Regions from separate parts of the Homo sapiens genome. Here region 2 is linked to region 1. Evidence: read pairs that join two places in POLR2A ChIA-PET (ENCODE). Cell type or tissue: OCI-LY7. All regions are shown on one strand. Each heading gives the region's core, and the rest is flanking DNA. Links, peaks and the distances in the headings are about the cores only. Region 1 has its middle 9.7 kb from the start of OR56B4. Region 2 holds the start of C11orf42 (chromosome 11 open reading frame 42).

The links. Peaks named below come from ENCODE experiments on the same cell type or tissue, not always from the same donor. Only the 100,000 strongest peaks of a DNase experiment are listed, where the experiment ranks them.
Region 2: POLR2A ChIA-PET joins it to region 1 with 13 read pairs; 2 of 35 experiments call an interaction of 5 or more read pairs at or near these places.

The regions. Positions count from the first base shown.
Region 1 is chr11:6,093,803-6,102,219 of GRCh38, forward strand. No RefSeq gene overlaps it. Among named protein-coding and RNA genes, the nearest start is that of OR56B4, 9.7 kb to the right of the region's middle. In OCI-LY7, for the core only: CTCF peaks have their summits at 6,028 (motif pointing left) and 6,228; a DNase peak (open chromatin) is centred at 2,819; H3K4me3 peaks cover 1,237 bases; H3K27ac peaks cover 1,061 bases.
Region 2 is chr11:6,203,269-6,211,616 of GRCh38, forward strand. It overlaps C11orf42 (chromosome 11 open reading frame 42), which reads left to right and starts at 2,289. Exons shown (of 3, transcript NM_173525.3): 1 at 2,289-2,419; 2 at 6,582-7,380; 3 at 7,644-7,867. The coding sequence starts at 2,348. The coding sequence ends at 7,774. FHIP1B (FHF complex subunit HOOK interacting protein 1B) reads right to left here. Exons shown (of 12, transcript NM_001098794.2): 12 at 8,077-8,348. The coding sequence ends at 8,238. In OCI-LY7, for the core only: no CTCF peak of the experiment used is centred there; no DNase peak of the experiment used is centred there.

The DNA.
Region 1 (8,417 bases), core at 291-8,290:
TTCTTGTCTGAAAAGGATCTTACTTCTCCTTTGCTCATGAAGTGTTTCATTTTTTGTCAATACCACACTATGTTAATTATTGTAGCTTAATAATATATCTTACTTGCATAGTATGAATTCTTCAATCTTGTTCTCTAATGAACTTTGATGTAAAACCTGTCACCAGGCTACAGATTATAGGTTAGCTTTTCCAGATATGTCAATAGGAATTTTCAAACATGTGAATGAAATCACAATAATCTCATTATATATTATCAAATTTATGAATATCATGCTGATGGGAAGGCATTAGAGTATAAGCAATTTTCATGAATCTGCCCTTTATTTTTTCACAAGCCAATAGTCCCAAGTTTTCTATTGATTGTAACTCTTAACACTCATGAAGGCTTGGATCAAAATGCCTGGCCATACAAATCTTAGCCAGTTTATTTTCAAAATTTTATTGTATCTTATTAAGTCTGAGTGATAGGAAGAAAGGGGCACTCTTTAGTTTGTAGGGCTTTACAGAGTTTCTTTATACTCATATGTAGGATGTGGGCCTCTCACTCAATAGATAAGATTGTCATAAATCAGGAAATTCAAACTTCCTTTAAAAACATAATTTCTGTTTCAACACTACTCATACAGGAAGTTAATAAGACGAGATTTTTTTGTCACCACAGTCCATAGTAACTAATCTCCAAAATATCCACAGATGTTATACTCAACCTCTGTCTTATGAATTCTTTCTTTCCTAATAACCTGAACCTTTCTCTTTCAGGATTTGTGCCATCTTCTTAATCTCCACCATCCAGCCTGGACTTGATACTTTAAATGGACTTAACACCTATATATGTACAAGTTTTATTATCTGATTTCTAGCATCATGAATCAATCCCCTTCAAGGAACAGATAAAAAAGCCCATCCCTTGATAGGACAGACAAAGTACAAAACAAATTGGCATAGAAATATGTCTCCATAAAAGTTTTCAATAATTTCTGGTTGATGTTTATTGTCAGTCATAGCAATGGATATTACCAAAGAAAATAATGTGGGTTGAAGAGAGACCAGAACACTGGACAGTACTTGCATTTGAGAGGTAACTAGAAAACAAATGAAAATGAAGAGTCCTTAATTTTCATTTGTTTTCTAGTTACCTCTCAAACGCAACTACTATCTCAAATGAAAATGTGTGGCACTGAATTTGGTAGCATTAAAAAGAGAGTTTATTAAAGTATTTGGATTCAATATCAATATGTTTACTGTATATTATTATACATAACAAAGTGTGAAGATATGGCATTATGGCAGCTAAGAGAAAATATGACTCCAACTTAATATTTATTGAACATCTATTATCAGCTTGCTACCCTGAAAGATACTAGGAATAAAACAGTGAATAAAACAGGCACAGTTGCTGCTATCTGACAATTTAAAGTAATGATGAAAAGAGAAACACAATTCCATCCAATAATATCTCCAAGATGGCAGACTGGAGGCATTGTTAGCATGCCTCTCCCACTTGGAAAGGAAAAACAGTGAGTAGAGATTCATGCTGTGAACTTTTTTCCAAGAAGCAACACTGGAATTTAACAGAAAAACTGAAGAAAACCACAGACCCTCTGAAAGAAGTGGTGGGCTACAGCCTACACTGTGATCCAGGCAGAAAACTGTAAATCCCCGGAGTGTGAGAGGGGAATAAACTGCCTTCGGGATATAAATTCCCACTGGAGAACCTGGCAATCCAGACCACAGGGGAAGGCCTTAACCCTACCCAGCGCTGGAGCTTAGCGAGCAGTCCAGAGTATATGAGAAGGAGCAACATCAGAACGTGCTTTACATGCACTCCCAGTCTCCAGAGGTGATGGAAAGAAGCCACTCTAGGACTTACCTCACAGGGGACCCCATAGAAGTCAGCCAGTTAACTCAGGCAGCAGTCACATGTTGAGAGAACCTCCCAACTGAGCTTCATGATATAATCTCAAGTGTGGACAAACTTCCTTGGCCTGAACTGAGGGGCGAGTGGGAAGTGGGTTGTAGCTACCTGCATAGAAACTGGGTGCCCCGGATTCATGGGCATACTGGGAGGGGCATGACCTGAAAGCTGCAGTTTCTGTCTCCCCCCTGGAAGGCTTGTGGCCTGGGGCAGTTTTGAGTTCTCAGTGCAGACTGCCTGGAACCTAGCTAGCTGATGCTAGTGGAACACTGAGGGTATGAGACCTGCCTTGCTATGCATATGGGAGCTGGGTGGGGCTTATTGCCACCTGCTAATCCCCACTCTCTGTGTGGAGTATTTTGTGCAGAAGAGACAGATGTGCTCCTCCCTGGAACATTACCACAGTGGCTACAGAAAAATCCCTCCAATTCTCAATGGGGCCACTGATTGTGCCTGCATGTGGAGAGACAGAGCATGGATTTATCTGACCCAGCCCCCACTGGCTTTGCCTCCCCACCTGGCTTTGCCTCTCCACCTGCCTTGGTAGCTTAACACAAAGGACAGAACCTTTAAAGAACTTTATGTACCTATCCATTCCCTGAGACACCACAGTATCTCTCCTGGGTAACATAAGGCAAGCACAAATTCCACCGCTACCTCTGCAGCTGATGTTCTTTTCCAAGTGCCATTTCCTGGATGGAAGCCAACCAACACAGTCCATTACAGCATCTGCAGGCAGAATAACAGTGCCCAAGAAGGAGAAAACTTGTATGTGACCTCAGCTATCACTATTGCCTGCATTACCCTGGATAACCAGGAGGTCCTGAGTCTGTCCACATGACCAGTTCATTACTACTACAGCTGGCATTTGAGAAAGCCAACACACCAAGGCTATTTATAACCAAGAATATCACAGAGCCTACATCACTTCCTGGCCACCTGCATCAGACTTGCTGCTGGTACCCGCTTCTGGGAGACTTGAGGAGAGGTCACATAACTAGATCTCTTGCAGACATTTCCCAGCGCTGTCCTGGAATGTGGCAGCCCCACTGGCTGGCTGCACCAAGAGGACCAGCAGCATTCACAGTAGTCCAGCCCCCAGAAACTTCTAATTCTAGGGGAAGAAGGAGTGCACAACATCAAGGGAGTACCCCATGGGACAAAAAAAAAAATCAGATGGCAGGTCTTGAGTCCCAGAACATTCCACTTATGGGAAGTTTCTTTCAGCAGAGGCATAGGTGCAGTGCTGGGTTTAGTGGAGAAGGCCTGTGGCTCTACCCTAATAGTCAGGCAACCCTGGTGCTCGTGAAAGTTCTTGGAAAAAGACACTTTTCTCCCCATCACTCACCATGGCAGGCACAGATAGAGTTTCTCCCATGAGATCTCAGTGTGGTTGCACGTGTTGTCGACCTTTCAGGAACACTTCAAAGTGACTACATACCCATAGGAGAATTGCCCTCCAGGTTCAGGATTGCTATGAGGGGATAGAGTCCCAATCCCTCTCTAAATGGAATATCAACATCATTGCAGATGAAAAGTGGTGCCTGTCTGATCTGAATAGCCAGCTCACTGGGTCAGGAGTGTGACCAGGAGGTGAAAGACTTTCTTGCTGGCCTGGCAGGGGAGCTGAGGCAGCTCCCTCCCTTTCCCCTGAAAAGACTTCAGTGCTTTTCACTGAGAACTCCCCCAGCTGCCTCTGTCAAGGCTGGAACCTCTGCCCATCATGGGGTATTGTATTTACCCACCTGCTTTATCCAAGCAAGTTTTTACCTATGGACACCTCCCCTACTGCCCTGAAGCCTGAGCTGTTCAACCCAGTAAATAAAATATTGGGAGGAAAATAAATTAAAAATAGTGTACACTACTGGGGAACAAGATAAGCTTCAAGAGATCTCTATCATTCCAAACCCACAGGAGACAGCGAACCTGCTCACACACCAAACACATTGCTACTGCAACCTGCATCTGAAAAAGCCATTATACAAAGACTCTCTATAACCACGGAACTTGTACAGAGTCTTCATTCCAGAAAGCACCCAGAGCCAAATTAGGTTACAAAAACTATAATCATTAAACTCACATCCTCAAGGGGAAAAAAAGAAACTACAAAAACCAGCTGAATCCAAAATAAATTCAAAAATTAATTAGAAAAAAATCGTGTACCCAAATGAGAAGGAACCAGAATAGTAATTCTGGCAGTATGACAAAACAGGGTTGTATAACACTCCCAAAAGATCACATTAGCTCTCCAGCAATGGATCCGACTCAACATGAAATCCTTTAAATGCAAGATAAAGAATTCAAAAGGTTGATTATTAAGTTACTCAAGAAGAAACAATAGAAAGGTAAAAACCAACAAATAAATCTAAAAATTCACAATATGAAGGAAAAACTTGCTAAGGAGATAGATATTTTAAAGAAAAACCAATCAGAACTTCTGGAAATGAAAGACACATTTATGTAATTACAAAATGCAGTAGAAAATTTTTAAACACAAACTACGTGAAGTAGAATAAATAATTTCAGAGCTTGAAGAAAAGGTTTTTGAATTAACCCAATCAGACAAAAATAAAGAAATAAAGAGAAGAAATTAGCAAAGTCTTAAGGAAATATGGGATTATGTAAAATAGCCAAACTTAAGAATCATTGGTATTCCTGAAGGAGAATAACAAGCAGAAAGTTTGGAAAAATTATTTGAGGAAATAATTGAGGAAAACTTCCCTGTCCATGCTAGAGATTTAGACATCCAAATACAAGAAGCCCAAAGAACTCCTAGGAGATTCACTGGAAAAAAGATATCACCAAGGCATATAATTATCAGGCTATCCAAAGTCAATGTGAAGGAAAAAATTCTAAGAGCAGTAAGACAAAACCATCAGGTAGCCTGTAATAGAAAACCTATGAGACCAACAGTAGACTTCTCAGCAGAAACCTTCTCAGCAGAAACCTCAGCCAGAAGGGATTGAGGTCCTATCTTTAGCCTTCCTAAACAGAGTAACTGTCAGTCAAGAATTTTGTATCCAGAAAAGCTAAGTTTCATAAATAAGAAATAAAGTATTTTTCAGACAAGCAAATGTTGAGAGAACTTGTCACCACCAAACCAGCTCTATAAAAATGTTAAAAGAAGTTCTAAATCCTGAAACCAAAAGTCAATATGCATCAGAATAGAACCTCTTGAAAGCATAAAACTCACAGGGCCTATAAAACCATAATGCAATGAAGAAAACAATGTATCTAAGTAACAATCGACATGATGAATGGAACAGTACCTTCCATCTCAATATTAATGTTGAGTGTAAATGGTCTAAATGCTTCACTTAAAAGATATGGATTGATAAAATAGATAAAAATTCACAAACCAAATATTTACTGTCTTTAAAAGACTCACCTAACACATAAGGATTCTTATAGACACAAGGTAAAGAGATGGAAAAAGATATTGCATGCAAATGAAAACCAACAGTCCACAGGAGCAGCTATTCTTATATCAGATAAAACAGACTTTAATGCAGCAACAGTAAAAAAAAAAAAAAAGGCAAAGAAGGTCATTATATAACAATAAAAGGATCAATCCAACAAGAAGATATTACAATCCTAAATATATATGCACCAAACTCTGGAGCTCCAGAGAGTAGATTTTAGGTCCTCCTACCACCAAAACAAAAAACAAAACCAAAAAAAAAAAAACAGAAAAGTTGCTACATGAGATGGTGGAATGTTAATTTGCCTCACTGTTAATAATCAACATGCATATATATATCAAAGTATGCTATACACCTCAAATATATATATATATATATATATATATATATACACACACACACATACATACATACACACACACACACACACACACACACACACACACAAATAATTTTTAAACAGCCATTGCCATTTCTAAGCCTGAAAAGCAGTGGGAAGAAATAGTTCTTAATACTGACAGGAGCTATGCAGAGGGGAACCACCTGACAGGATCAGTGGTTTTTAGTAGAGAAACACAGGCACTGTCAAACAGTGAGCCAATAGGAAGAGAGTCAGAAAAATAAATCCTCTACTTATAGTCCCTGCTGCCCTCTGATCTCCCACCAGTGCCTCCCCCTGGCCAAATCCAACAATAAACCAGAGGCCGTAGATTTTAAACTCTGTGGATACAGAGCAAGGTGGGAAAGACATCTGGAGAGACAGACAGGAAATAGCCAACAAAGGGGGCATCTGCATTTTATATATGTGTGTATATGGAGAGAAAACCCACGATAAAGGAAGTGGTAAAACATGAAGTATAGACTAGAAAATACATCCACTGGAAAATGGCTCCTGAAGAGGCTGAATTGAGCTGTTTGTATTGGGGAGAGGAACAGACATTCAGGGATTCACACCAGAAGGAGGGACACCTCCTCCCAACCCTTCATCATGACACAGAAGACTATCTAAGAGTGCTTCCCATGGGACTAGGGGCTGAGTAATTCTGTTCCCTAAGTTGAGTCTGATACTCCTCTAAAATCATGGGGAGGTCACTTGGGGTGGTGATGAGAAAACTCCAAGTATTGAGGCACACAGGAAGAAAATTAGAGGAAGCCTCATGGAGCACATAGGGAGTAGCAAAGAAGGTCCAGGGCATCTTGGTGCTCCAATTTGTTCAATAGCCCAAACCCCACGGGAGAGAATGAGACGTACTCTCAGCAACAAAGTGATAAAAGAGAGGTGTAGCCAAGAGAACAGAAGCAGCCACAGAAAGCAATTCCATTTAGAAAGGATCTGTCCTGGATCTCCTAGCAGGGAGGAACCAAGAGGCCAGAGATGAGAAGCTGTTTCCTTTTCTGTTCATAGGTCTCTGTCTTGGTTGCTGCTGCCTTTTTTTCTCCTTCCTCCCTGGCTTTCTCAGTTTGATCCTTCCAACTCTGGCCCTCTTTTCCCTCAAGATCCTCACCTGTGCAGAGACAAAGACCTGAGACCTGGAGAAAAAGTGAGAAAAAAGTGAGAAAAATGAATCTGAGGTCTTTTCTGGACATGCTGGAAACTTCCCTACCAGTGGAAGTACACACTCCTGCCTCATGGAGTCTGACACAGAGGAAGAGCTCTATAAATACTGAAGGAATGGTGAAAGCAGGAGATCCTGCCACTTAAATCACACATTTGAGACTCCCGAAAATAGTTATTGATTTCATCAATGCCCAATTAAAAAAAAAATTAAGAACTAGAAATAAACATCAAATCACCTAAATAAATAAAAACGTTTACCAGAAAAGGACTAGCCAGTGCCGTAGGAGAGAGAGCTCTAGAGAGGGTTTAAAGTTCAGAGCTAGAATAGATGTTGACTATCACCATTTCTTTTGTATAGTTTTGAAAATTCTAAATATTGTAATAATATGCAAAATAAAAATAAAAGTGTACATTATTCAAAACTATCGTAATGATAGGTAATACATTTTTCTTCCAAAAACAGAAAATTTGCAAGAGACAATAATTTAATAAAAAGCTGCTAGCTTTGGAAAGTACTACTGTAAAATAACTGTATTTTGGAAAACATTTCCTTAAAATTATAATAATCAGGTTTCTTAGGTAACAATAGCCAATTAGAAAGTATAATGGAGGGAGAAGGTAACAATAATGGAAAAAAAAATCCAAAAATACCTATGACAGAAAGGAAAAACATAATACTTCTGAATGGAAAGAATCAATGAGATAATGACATCACTTCTTCCATAATTGATTTACATGTTTTAATATAATACTCAAAAAATTACAACCAGTTTTTTATTAATTTTTAAAAAGTTATTTGAAGTTAGTAATAAGAATCTCTTCTACAAAATAGCAAATAAACTAATTCAATTGGTACATGCACTAAAACCAGAAAAGATTGTGCAGGCAGGCAGTGATCTTTGAATATATTTTAAAATTTAATATATGACAAAAAAAGGGCATTGCAAACTAATGGGGAAGAGAGGGGTTATTTACTGAATGGTACTGGAACAATGGTCTAGTTATTTGCGGGGGAATATTAATTTAGAGACTTTCTCGCTTTATCAGTTAAAAATTATTTTTTTAATAAATTTTTATAAAGAAAATGCAAACAAATGGTTATTGAAATACTGAATTTGGCAGGGTGTGTTGGCCCACGCCTGTAATCCCAACACTTTGGGAGATCCCAGCACTTTTGAAGACCGAGGCAGGCGGATCCTGAGGTCAAGAGATCGAGACAATCCTGGCCAACATAGTGAAACCCTCTCTCTACTAAAAATACAAAAATTAGCTGGGCGTGGTGCTGCACGCCTGTTGTCCCAGCTACTTCGGAGGCTGAGGCAGGAGAATTGCTTAAACCCGGGATCAGAGGTTGCAGTGAGCTGAGATCATGCCACTGCTCTCCAGCCTGGGCAACAGAGCAAGACTGTTTCAAAAAAAAAAAAAAACAAAAACAAAACTGAGTTTACATTATTAAAAGCTTACTAGTCATGAAATAATTAATTTTAAAAGTGCAAATGTTAGGACTACATAAAAGTTTAA
Region 2 (8,348 bases), core at 349-8,348, 110 kb after region 1:
CCCTTCTCATTCTGGAATCCCCTCGGGATCTGGATGTACACCATTCTCTATCAGTCACTCTCATTGTCTCTGTACCACTGCATCTCTGTCTCCTTGCACCATTTGTCAGTTTTATCCCATATCTATGTCTCTTGTCCTTGTGTATGTCTCTCTCTTGCTCTATCTCCACCTGCCTCACTCAGAATTCTTTCCTGGAGAGAACAGAGGTGCAGCTATACTACACCAGGTGACCTCTTTTTGTCAACCATAATCAAAATGTGCTAAAGGAAGGAATTTGGTTTCACTTGTCTTAATAAGAAACTTGGGGTTTCTGATTCGGCCCATCGTGGCTCCTCTCTTATCCTGCCCATTTCCTTTTCACTAAACCACTTGGTACTTTCCATCTGGCAGACACTCCTCCCACCACACACTAAAGTGAGCCAAAGGAACGTGTTGGTTAAAGGTTCAGTCAAGCAGACTTTTACCTGAATCCTAGATCCTCTATAAACTCACTCTATATGCTTTGGAGTAATTATTCAACCTCTCTGAACCTGTTTCTTTGCTTGTAAAATGAGATAATAGTAGTAACTACTTCAAGAGGATACCAAATGGATTAATATAATGAATTCAAAGTATTTTGCACAGCTCCTAGCACAAAAGAGCTCAATATTAATATTTGGCATAATTCCTCTCCTGGAAATGTTTGATATTAATTCCTCTCTGGAAAATAGGACCACACCCACTGTAAAACCTTTGCTCAAAGACCCAGCACCCATATTCATAGCTTTATCTAAGGAGACCTGCCCTCCCGAGGCCAGTTACATCTCCTTTAGGAAAATTTTACTAACACTCTTTCCCACCACTGCAGGACCTTTGCCTATGCCCCCACTCATACCACCTCAGCCAGCTCCGATGACAGCCAACTTTGTGGGACTGCTCTACAGAGCTATGCCGGGCTGGGCTAGGGGAGGATACCTCCTACACACAAGAGGTATTCCTGGGCACAAAGGAGACTCTCCAGAGGGACTCAGAGAAAGGACTCCTTGAACAGATAAGGTACGGAGTAGAAAAGTTAACTACAGGAAAGGCTCTCTAGAATGGTTCTTCTTTAGCAAAACACAGTTGAGATCTCTGGACAAAGACGCAAAGGAGATAACACATAGCTAATATTCCAGCTCTTATCTAGCTACTAGGCACAAATCAGACTAGGACAGGGAGTGGAGCATGAAGAAATTTTTTCTCAAATTTACCTGGGTAATTCTGGCTTCCTGAAAATTCTCTCGTTACTAAGGCAACATTATCCCAATTATATTCTTACCCTCCACATTGTCACACTGCTCAGCACAGCAACCTCCTACACACACCTGGTTTTCATTGCAATTGTAACCCACCCATTAATAATGGTTTTCAACGTAAGTTATGCATTAAAATTGCCTGAAGAGCTTTTAGAAATTGTGATGCCCAGGCACACCCCAGATCAATTAAATCAGAATCTCTGGCACCAGTAATTGATCCAGGCAACAGTAATTTTTAAGCTCCCAGGCAATTCCAAAGTGCAGCCAAGGCTGGGACCACTGCTTGGTTCTCAGTATAAGCCCTGATCTATATAGTCATGCATTGCTTAACAACAGGGTATGTTCTGAGAAATGCATCCTTAGGCAATTTTATCATTGCGCAAACATCATAGAGTGTACTTACACAAACCTAGATGGTATAGCCTACTACACAGCTAGGCTCTATGGTATAGCCTATTGCTCTTGGGCTACAAATCTGTACAGCATGTTACTGTAGTGAATACTATATGAAATTGTAACACAATGGTATTTGTGTATCAAAACATACCTAAACATAGAAAAAGTAAAGTAAAAACATGGCATTATACTCTTATGGCGTCAGACCACTGTCAGTCACATATCATTTTCCAAAACACTGTTAGGTGGCTCATAACTGTACTTCTCCCGTGTCCTTTAGGACCCCAATCCAACCTCACAGAGAAGCATCTGCAGCTAAGATAGTAAATTGCTTCAGAGATGCTGCTGAAGGGAGGAGAGGCCTGATCCTGTTTCCTTAAAGAACTCAGACCAAGAACTACACACACACATACACATATACAAACACACCCTAACAGACCCTGCATTTTCTTCCCCTAATGCAGGAGGATGGATAGGTGACTCAAGAGTAAGAATTACAGACTGCAGTGAAGCTAGGAAAGTCACTGTCCTCCCCCTATCCAAGGTACAATTATCTAGCAGGACCTCTATGATGTCATGCAGTGGTTTAGGGCCCAAGACCTCAGGTCTCACCTCCCTGGGCTGCCTGGGGTTCCTGCAGCAGCCACTGCCCTGCCCAATCCCTCCCATACCCCACCATGTTGGTGGGTACCCCCAACCTGCTGACACTGGATGAAGCTGATGCCACCTGGACCCTCATCAAGGATAAGGTAGGTAAAGTAAGGAGGCTAAAGAGGAAGCAACGAAGTGTGACCTGCATGGGTCTCAGCAGCTTGTGAGTAGGAAGGGGTGGGAAGTCTGAAAACAATAATAACCAACATTTACTCACTGCTTCCATATGTGCCAGGCACTGCAGTAAAGTTATTGGCACGAACCGCCCCATTTAATGACAACTACAAAAACAGTAAAAAAGGTTCACTGAAAAGCAACGTATAGGGAATTATGAGCAAAGAGGAGATACGCTAAGTCAGGGGTGAGACAGGAGATCAGGAAGGCTTCCTGGAAAGAGTGACATTCTAGCTAGGCAAGCAGGAGTTATTCACACAAAGAGGGAGAGGAGAACCTGACAAAAAGTGCTTAATAAATACCTGAATTAATGAGCATGGGAGGGTGGTGAGTGTATAGTAATTTAATAGTAATTAAATGTAGAGTATTTGTAAAAACAAGGAGAGGAAAAAGAACAACTCATATTTGAGAACTCCTAATAATCTTCTAGAGCAGAGTTCAAAGAAGCAGTGGTAAAAATAAAGCCAAAGAGATATAGGGGCTAGTCTTAGAACCAGGACTTCCTATAGAACCAGCTTCCTATAGAATCTGAACTTTATCTGAAACTCTTTCACAGATCTCCTCCACCTTAACTTCCACAAAATAAGAAATTTGGATTTTGAGGCAAATTTGTATATTTTAAGGAGCAGGACAATCTCAGCTGTATCTGGGTTGCAGATATCCAACAAATCCTACCAAATCACTTTTCAGCTGCAGACTGGAAATTTCAGATCAGAGAATTTAGAATCAGATTCTATGTGATTTGAAGGAAGGTGAATTTAAAACATTCATAGAAGTCAGCCTACCAGGCTTAAAAAAAAAAAAAATCTTAAAGCAGTGCCTACCACACTCAAAGAAGATTTAATGGCATGCTGCTTCCATTCCAAATAGGGTAGCTGCTTACCACAAAGGCCAGCTTCCCAGGGAAGCAAAAACTGGAGAGCTCAAGGTCTTCCCAAGTATTAGAGCAACTGGTTTCAGCAGTGTAGAAGGTTGGTCCTGGACTAGATCAAGCAGAATTAGATTGAAAATAAACAGTCTCCCACTATTAGAAAGCTATGCCATCTCTGAGTATCAGAAAAACTCACTATCCTATTTAAATTGAAAATTGTCAGGAAAATCGGGGTAGAGATATGCAGGATAAATCACTGGCATTACGGGGCAAATTCAAGGATTAGGTCACCTTTAAGTGACCTGGTTTCCTGTGTCCAAAACCACGGACAGTTTACTGAACATATGGTAAAAACATTTGGCTAAACAGAATGTGGCTCAAGAGCTCCACATTCAGAATTTGAAGCAACCAAGAGACATCTAGGAAAACAATATTCCACCATCACTTTCCTGGGATGCCCCTGGAAAACCTAAATTTGTGGGCCTAAGGTCCATATAATTTCTATGAAGAAGCAGAAGTTCAGTAGGAGCACATAGTAGTCTTAAATAGTGATTCTACCAAGAACACAGTCTCCCTAACAAAGAACCGAGCTCCTTATTTTTCCTATTTTAGGATAACCACTGTGGCTGTCAAGGTTAAGGAGGGTTAGAATTAGACAACTTAATGCCTGTCAGCATATAGGAAGAGCGTATGGGGAATAAAGAGCCTCCAGCTAAACCAGAGATTCACCCTTTTAGCAGAAACTTGGATAATAAGCACCAGATATATTAAATGTCACACTCCTATCAGAGGGGCCTCTTCTAGAGACACTCCCATTTGTCTTATTTGTGTAGGATCCTTGACACCAAAGGAGCAGTTAGTGTGAGATTCTGATGTCATGCTTGGTGCCTCTGATTTCATGGTCATGGGGCAAAGCATTGCATCCAAAAATGTCAACCCACCAGTGTTCTGCTCTCTCCCTGGAAACGCAACTGGTCCTTCTCAGAGCCCCACCCAAAAGGAAGTGTTTTCCAGTGAAGCAAAGGAGAAGGAATGATGGGAAACTGTCCCATGCAGACCACAAAAGAACATCAGTTATTCCTTCAGCCAGGTGACAAGACAGTAGTCTACAAGCTACCTCAGCTTATCCAAGGTGCAGATGCAACTCCATAGTTAGCTACCTTCCTCTTATGCTAGGAGGCAGTACTTCCAAAACAGCTTTGTAGAAAAAGCAGATCAGCCTTAAGGAGCCACTGGTGAATTCTACCAGAAGGCCAACAAAGAGGGCAATGCCATCAGTAGGGGCATAGATGTGCGAAATTTGGTCCTGGAGGTAGGGAGTAGAGTACAGCACTGTAAGCACTGGGCTCAAATATAAGAGATGCCCAAAGAGGAAATTCTGTGTGCCCTTGCTCCCTAGTAGAGCAGAGAACCAGAAACATCAGCCACAAAATCCTGAATGGGTTGAAACCATACTTAAGTACAATTACTAGAGAGGCTCTTATAGGTTTCCCAATTAGTCATGAAATAAACTTTCCAGGGTTACCAACCCCAAAAAGGCCATGATGAAACAAACAAACAAACAAACAAACAAACCACACACACACACACACGATTAACTAAAATCCCTGAAAGTATACCGTAACTAACATTATAAAGATGAGGCCTCAAATTCCCTACAAGAACTACCCCTTGCAGCTAGGGTAGAAGGCATATACTATGAGGTAAGAGATATGGTATAAGAATGGACATTCCAAATCTATTTCTGCGTAACCTACTATTGATTAAAGACATCACCCATGTAACCAGTCACCTAAGAAGAATCCTTAAAGATTCTTTTCTCTTTTTCTTGAGACTCTGTGGAGTGCAGTGGTGCCATCTCGGCTCACTGCAACCTCCGCTTCCCAGGTTCAAGCAATTCTCCTGCCTCAGTATCATGAGTAGCTGGGATTACAGGCGTGTGCCACCACACCCAGCTAATTTTTCTATTTTTAGTAGAGACAGGGTTTCACCATGTTGGTCAGGATGGTCTCCAACTCCTGACCTCAGGTGATCCACCTGTCTCGGCCTCCCAAAGTGCTGGGATTATAGGCATGAGCCAGGGTGCACAGCCGAGGATTCTTTTTTCCCTACCTCCTGAGTGACTAAGTTCTACTAATTCTATAACCTAAATATCTCTAATATCTTCCCTCACTATTTTAGTTCAGGACCTTATTATGCCTTGCCTGGAGTATTGCAATACTCTTATTTTATGACTTCCTATTAAAAATTAGCTTTCTGGCCAGGCGCGGTGGCTCACATCTGTAATCTCAACACTTTGGGAGGCTGAGGCAGGCGGACTGCCTGAGCTCAGGAGTTCAAAACCAGCCTGGGCAACAGAGTGAAACCCCATCTCTACTAAAAATACAAAAAACTAACCAGGTGTGGTGGTGGGTGCCTGTAGTTCCAGCTACTTGGGAGGCTGAGCCAGGACAATCACTTGAACCCAGGAGGCAGAGGTTTCAGTGAGCCGAGATCGCACCACTGTACTCCAGCCTAGGCGACGAAGGAGAACCGACTCAAAAAAAAAAAAAAAAAAAAAATTAGCTTTCAGAAACACCTATCTGATCCTGTTCCTCCTACCCAGAGGCCTTCAGGCGGCTTCCCACTGCCTTCAGGACAAAATTCACTTGACATACACACAAGCCTTTCATAATCTAGTTCCTGTGTGCCTTTCCCTCCTCATACCATACATACCAGCAATATAAAATTATGTGTTCCTAAATGTGCCCCCCTTGATTTGTAAATTCAAGTTTTTTCACCGACTCTTATGCCTGAATTGACCATTCTCCTACCTAGATAATTGCTTCAAAACTCAAGTATCACCATCTAGAAACCTTCCTTGATCCTCTTTCCATGAAAGGTAAAGACTGTTCAATCACTTCCTGTCTCCTTCACACCTTGCTCTCTATTAATATTTTACATAGCAGACTGTTTACATTTTTGTGTTCTCCAGTAGACTAAACTATATTAGGACAAAGACAAAGTCTCATTCTTTTATGTTTTCCCAGTACTTAGATAGTTTGACACGTAAACATTCAAGGTTTTGCTGCCGGAGAGCTGGGAGGTAAGCAGAAAGCATAAATCTGAACACATTATAGAGATGTAACTGAACGTGAACCTGGGGGTCAATTTAAAGTAGGCAACCAGTTAACTTCTGACCCTAAGTCCCTGACCTATAAACTGGCCACCTGCAGGTCATCGAGGAGCACTTTGGGCCCAATGCAGTAGCAGTACCTTTCCTGTCAGATGCAGCCTGCTATGACCTACTGGGTGTGCTGGTAAAACAGTCCCGCCCAGCCCATACCCGCCTGGCTTTGCCAGGTCGGCAGGGCCGGAGGGCACTGAAACCAGTGGGGCCACTACCAAGCCTCCTGGAGCAGGCAGGATCTGAGGGTGCCTTCGCCCACTGCACTCGGGAATACTCACCAAATGGCCGAGCAGAGAGAGCCTATGAAGAGACGCGAATGTTGGATGGACAGCCCTGCAAGATCCGCCTACATATGGGTGACCTGCGCAAGAAGGTTGCCTTCCTGTTGCTGCCACCAGGGCAGGTGAGCCTACAGCAGACTCTTCCCTGGCTCCGAAGCACCCACAGCATCTATGTCATCTACCAGGTCTTCTCTTGTTCCTGGCTGCAGCTGGGGCTGACGTCTACAGCCCGTGAGCCCCAGCTCCTCCGGCTACTTCGGTCATTACCTGTTGCCTTCTCCTGCCTCAAGTTTTCACTGCAGTCTAAGGGCGTGCTGGGACCACAGAAGCCTCTCACTAAAGACCCATTGCCCCATGGGGCCAACTGGGTCAGACCCAACCTCAGCATCATGCCGCCTCTGGCCCCCACATCAGCACCTGCTGATACAACTGAAGCTGCTGATGTGCCCCCACCTGTCCCAGCCCCACCTACGCCACCTCCCCAGGAAGGGCCAGAGGACAAACCCACCAGATTCTCCTACAAGGGCCGAAACCCCTTCTGGAGGGGGCCCCAGATACTGTCAGGTACTACTAGGGGAAATGATGATGAGATGGATGGGAGGGACAAAGTGAAGGAGGGAGAAGGCATGAGAATTAAGTATGTGAGGAATCCATTACTCAGCACAGGGCTCTGGTGAAAGAGATGGAATGAGGGAGACTGGGGAGGGTGAGATGGAATGAGGAGGCCCTAGGAAGGGGATTGGGATGGCACAGAGGACCAGAGGGAAAAGCTAGGGGGGGAAAAGACCAGCCATGAGTCAAGCTGTGACTATCCCCAACCCTGGCAGAGAACTGGCTCTTCAGCCCCCGCAGCCCTCCACCAGGAGCCCAGGGTGGGGGCCCCAGGGACCCCGACGGGCACTCCATGTCCCTGCCCCTGCTGCAGGGTCTATCCTCAGAGTTCGACAGTGACGACTGAAGCTGAAGCAAAAGATTCCGGGGGCAAAGCCCCCAAGATCTGGCATAGGGGTACTGGTCTCTAATAAACATCAGCTGCTGCTCCCCCAAACCATCCTGGGCCCATGCTGCTTATTCCTTCTGGGATCCAGAGAAGAGGGAAGAGTCCCTTCACCCTCTAAGGGCATAAGGGGTACCTTGAAACCTTGGCAGCAATGTCCTTACCAAAGAGAAAATACTTCTGACCACCTCCCCGACTATGTACAACCTTTTCTGGGGCCCCAGCCCCACAGAAAAAAATGGGAAAGAAAAATGAGCACAGAATAGAGATTTCCCTTTTATACATATTGCAACAAGTTCTCCATAAAACATTCATCTGAAATAAATTAAAAAGTCCTTTTGCCACTGCCTCCAAACATAAAAAGGAGCCTGTGCCCTAGCCCCAGCCCGGGCCACCCATGGCCCTGATTGTCCATGGAAGAAAGTTAAGGATTGAGGGGCCCACAGCCTGAGATGAGAGGGCCAGATCCTTCCTCTGAAGTCTCCAACAAGAAAGGCGAGGTGACGGCATGAGCCTGGGAGATGGCAGCCAACTC